Linked DNA regions of Mus musculus: region 2 is linked to region 1. A link is a loop called in an ENCODE intact Hi-C map of the cell type or tissue named here. Cell type or tissue: left cerebral cortex. All regions are shown on one strand.

The links. A loop is a pair of places that touch in the nucleus more often than their neighbours do. Peaks named below come from ENCODE experiments on the same cell type or tissue, not always from the same donor. Only the 100,000 strongest peaks of a DNase experiment are listed, where the experiment ranks them.
Region 2: it touches region 1 in a loop (4-fold over the local background); 4 of 42 quality-filtered maps call a loop at or near these places.

Annotation. Positions count from the first base shown.
Region 1 is chr15:90,214,078-90,216,577 of GRCm38, forward strand. No RefSeq gene overlaps it. Among named protein-coding and RNA genes, the nearest start is that of Alg10b, 9.0 kb to the right of the region's middle. In left cerebral cortex, a CTCF peak has its summit at 1,072 (motif pointing left); a DNase peak (open chromatin) is centred at 1,043.
Region 2 is chr15:89,840,474-89,842,973 of GRCm38, forward strand. It overlaps Syt10 (synaptotagmin X), which reads right to left and starts at 1,387. Exons shown (of 7, transcript NM_018803.2): 1 at 1,146-1,387. The coding sequence starts at 1,296. In left cerebral cortex, no CTCF peak of the experiment used is centred here; DNase peaks (open chromatin) are centred at 1,010, 1,347 and 1,934; H3K4me3 peaks cover 1,785 bases.

The sequences.
Region 1 (2,500 bases):
AGAGAGCAAATTAAGGCTAAACGAGATACCACTGCGAATGCACTGGTGTGTGTGAGATAAAAAGTGAGCAGCGTCACGTGTTAACCTGGGAACCCGAAGTTAACATGCACCCTGCTTGAAGCAGCATAAACCTGTGCAATCATCTCCTGCTCCCTTGTCAATATCTGGACTAGAAAATATACACACTTATATATGTTCCCTATGGTCTATAACCTTAGGTTACGTAATCAAAGTGCATAAGTGGGATCTTAAAAGTGGAGATCTGCCTTTCCTTTTTTACAGGGGTGCCAAAAGTGTTTGCCTCTTGTCAGGGTTACATGTCCTCCAAACCCGAGGGAGCCTCCGAGCCTCATCCTTTGGCATTACTGCATGACTCAACCCGGGTGCTGTACTCATGGTAGGAGAGGATGTGGACTTGCATCATGGCTCCCTTCGATGGTCATCACTCTCACCTGTCTGAGGGAAGCAGGCTTGCTTTCCTTTCTTTCCTGTTAGGATGGTTTGACTTGCTTCGGCACCTGAGACAGCCCCAGTATTTCATGCTTCCAGCCAAAGCACAGCCGTTGGATTAGTGGGGCATCCTGGCCTAAAGCCTTCTTGGCACTCTAACTAAAAAGGGCAGACTGTTGCCCCTTCTCTCTGTGTCCTTTAGGACCTCTGCTGAGTCCTGGGATGGAAACTCACCTCCCCCCAGAGAGAAGGATTTTACTTCATGTGATTGATGGATCCAGGAAAGCGTCCAGTGTTTTCTATTTATTTCCAGGGACAGCCAGACAATCATATCCATGCCTACTTTTCTCTGCCAGATGCTCCAGTCTCTCTCCTGCTTCCAAAATTTCTGGCCTGACTATATGATTGTTAGAAAACATATCATAGAAAACAGAAAAGGATAGTGAGGAATTATACCTATTGATCATTATGAGCTTTAAAAGCTAAACACAGCCATCCTGACTGGCAGCCTCATTAGGCAACTATCTGATCGCCTATCAGTATGCAGGACTAAAACACAACTGGCAAGGTAATAAAGCGGTCCTGATTTCACAGAAGTTGCCATCGCCCTCTAGTGGGAAAAAGCGTCATTACACCCTTCCAACGGCTTAGACCTTTCTCAAATTTTGGCTTGAATTAATCATCGATAAACTTGATAATTATAGAAAGTGCCATTTGTGGACAATAACAGTAGAGTGTTTTATTTTATGACATTAAACAGGTGTAAGTTATTTAATATAGACAGCCATATTATTCAGGTAAAGAATATAAAACAAAACAAGAAAGAAAGGACAGGACAGGACACAAAATCCGGGAATTCTCTCAAGGGTAGGCTCTGCCTGTGGAATGAAATCTGTACTAGGTTCTGAACTTCAATTTATTAATGGAAACTCACGTTATCTCTGCTTATACTAAATTAATGCATGAAAATAGCTAAAATAATAATAATATTTAAAATGTGTTCCAATCCTTTAACTTACACCCAGTACCAAATCTCTAGATTTAAAGATGCTTACATCTTTCCTCTGCTTCTAAAACCAAAGGGGCAAGTCAGCCTCCCGTCCTCCACTCTGGTCCTCCATCAATTTGGCTGGACCTAGCTTTTCAGATTCACATTTGAATGGCAAAACTCAGTTCTAACTATGAGATTTTTCAAGCTAGACTGTACCAGCATGTCTATTAAAACGGAAGTCTTTAAGGAATTAAAATCGTCACGTCTCATTCCTCATTTTGGTGTTTAAATGGCTCTGATGCTTTAGCACTACGGCGGTCAGACTCATTTAATATCCAGCTCATGATACACCCACACTTTGCATGGATTAAGTGCAATAAATAAATAAGTAAACAACTCATGCAATTTCTGTTTCATGAATGTTCCTCATTATAGGGTGTGAGAACATGAAAATGTACTTTCACTTTATATAGTGATCGTCTGAGAGAGAAAAAATCTGATTATGGATATAAATGGAGAAAAATAATAATCTATATTTGAAGTCAATTGTCTCATTTCTTGGTGAAATAAGTGCATTGACACTATACTTGTTTTTTCTTTTTCTCTTTTTCCTTTGTGTGTGTGTGTGTGACAGGGTTTCTCTGTGTAGCCCTGGCTGTCCTGCAACTCACTTTGTAGACCAGGCTGGCCTCGAACTCAGAAATCCGCCTGCCTCTGCCTCCCAAGTGCTGGGATTAAAGGCGTACACCACCACGCCCAGCTTTTTCCTTTTTCCTTTTTGTCTTCTTCTGCTTCTGCTTCTGCTTCTGCTTCTGCTTCTTCTGCTTCTGCTTCTTCTGCTTCTTCTTCTTCTTCTTCTGCTTCTTCTTCTGCTGCTTCTTCTGCTGCTTCTTCTGCTGCTTCTGCTTCTGCTGCTTCTGCTTCTGCTTCTGCTTCTGCTGCTGCTGCTGCTTCTTCTTCTTCTTCTTCTTCTTCTTCTTCTTCTTCTTCTTCTGCTTCTGCTTCTGCTTCTGCTTCTTCTTCTTCTGCTTCTGCTTCTTCTTCTTCTTCTTCTTCTTC
Region 2 (2,500 bases), 370 kb before region 1:
ACTCGGTTTACAGAGGTCTTTACAGTAGCAGCAGCACTTTGATTTTTTTTTTTTTTTACATCCTTTGCATCACACACACACACACACACACACACACTCACACACGCGGTTTAAATGGCTTTGGTTGTGTTTATACATTTAAAAAAAAAAGACGCTTCTATCACACTGACAGCAACAACAATGTATCATTCTGCTTCAAGAGTCCCTGGTTCTGATAAGCTCAGACAACCCCCCCTGCCCCCCCCCCCCCCCCCGCCCTGCTTCTGTTGCCATCAGCAGAGCATTTGGAAACCTTGGAGACAGTCAATGTAAACAACCCAAAGACACAGCTAAACCAGACCCATTCCCATCCCACCAGACTCTCCCTTCCTTTGTCTAGCTCTTAGGGTCGATGGTGAAACCATAACTCTTCTTTCATCTTCTGCACTTCTCTCCTGAGCCTGACGTTGCGGTTGCGCTTACCTGTTGCCCTGGCTACCCAGAAGGTAGAAACCCTTGCCTGGAGACCAAAATGACTCGAGAAAACAAAGTGAATGAGACAAGACCCCCCCACGCACGGAGCCAGTGCATCTCCTAAAGCGATCAAGTGACCCTGGGGTCATCTGATTACATCTCTTCCCCCTGATATTTGCTTCCAAGGTTCTGGACGCAACTGGAAAGGATTTAAAATCTCTTTTCCATTTTTTTGACAAGTGTCCTGAGTGCCTGGTGTCAATAGTCCCTACCCTTTCGCCACGGTAGCCAAGAAGCGCTAGAAAATTACATATGCATTATAAAAGGCATTGGAAGCTTTGAAGAGCTCGACAGGTTGCATCTGAAAGTTAGAGCTGAGGGATCCTTCCTGCGTTTGGGGCTTGACGACACAGCCTTCCCTCTAGAACTAGGTTCCTTGAGGCCAAGCGCAGATTCTCCTGCCAGGCTGGGTGATTCTGCTACACCCTGCAGGACAAGCTAGAGCACCGAGTCCCTGGGACGCCAGAGCAGCAGGTGGGAGAGCGCGAGAGCAGCCTGGGAGCAGAGACCTAGCAGGTGCAGGCAACAAATCCAGCGAGCAAGTCCCCCGAGGCCCGGCAAGATAAGCTCCAGCCAGGAAGTCAGCCCCGAAAATGCCCCTTGTCCCGGGAAGCGCAAGCGGATCCCCTTACCTGTGCCACCTCCTCCCTGGCCGCTCCTATCGGCTGGAAAGATGCCCGAACACTTGTCCCACTCCACCTGACCCGCGAAGCACAGCTCGGTGATGATGTGCAGCGCCTTCTGGCACAGGCTGCTCACACCGTCCTCCTTGCGGAAACTCATCTTGGCTTCTGCTCGCAGCTCCGTTGATCTCCCTTGGTCTGAGGCAGAGCCCTAAGAGTTGCGAGTTGGCCCCATGGTTGGCACGGGCGCAGGAGGGCGGCGCGCGCCAACGGACGCTGCTGCCAGGTCTGCGCTTCTCCTCGGAGCGCTCGGAGGCGCGCGCGGAGCCCAGCCGGCGGGGAGCGAGGGGCGGCGGCGCGCAGAACGGCGCCTCCCGGGTGCTGGGCGGCGCGGCCAATGGCAGGCTGGCGCGGGCAGCGGGGGCAGAGGCGACAGTGCCCTCCATACACCTTTCTGAGCCCCCGTCACACTCTTTTCATTTCTCCCTTTCAATCCAACTTTGCTACTCCCTGGTCCCTCCCCGATTCTTTATCTTTTAAAAAAAGAAAGAAAGGAAAAGCTATTCCCCGTTCCAGACCTGCGGATCTTTATTTTTATTTTTAAATAAAAGTAATCAGAAGACAGGTCATGCGAGGTAGAGTGACACCTGTTTACAATTTGTTTTTAAACGACTTGGAACAATGATAGTTTGGGGATAGAGAACGTTCTAGGTAAGAACACTGTTATCACCAGCAGTGAGGTTCATCAGAAGTTGGGTTTACCCGGCACTGTGAACAGGAAAATTTGAATTCACTGTCATCTACAGAACGAAATATGCCATCCATCAGGGTTTTATTTATTGAAATCATAACTCGTGACTGAGAGACGCCACTTGATTCTAGTTTCTTCTCTGCTGGCGGCTTAAACAGTGCGAAGACAAGATTTCTGTGTCAAACGAGTGTGGGGGATTAGGTTCAGTGCAATCAGCTACAGGCGCACTCTTAATTGTAAAGACATTGTTTTGAAGTCTTTTTCACAGCCTGTTAGAACAAAGGGCTTTAATGGGGGGCATCAATCCCCCGACCCCCGTCTAAATTTCTCTAATTCAAGTTGGTGTAAATCAGCAATGAAGCTGAAGATACAAAATAAAATTAGAAAGCAGTTACCCCAGGCTATGATAAAGCTACCACAGGCTATGATAAAAGCAACTACTCAGTTTAAAAACCCTTTCCACACCAGCCCGTGAATCAGATAGTTCTTCACTCTCTGTTTTCCAATTCCAAGTCGCCAGTCTTATCCTCAGCTTTGTAGAAGACCATTTGCTGCTGCCACAAAGTTCTCTCAGCCCCCATTTCCCACAGGATAATGCAGAACTTCTCCTCAC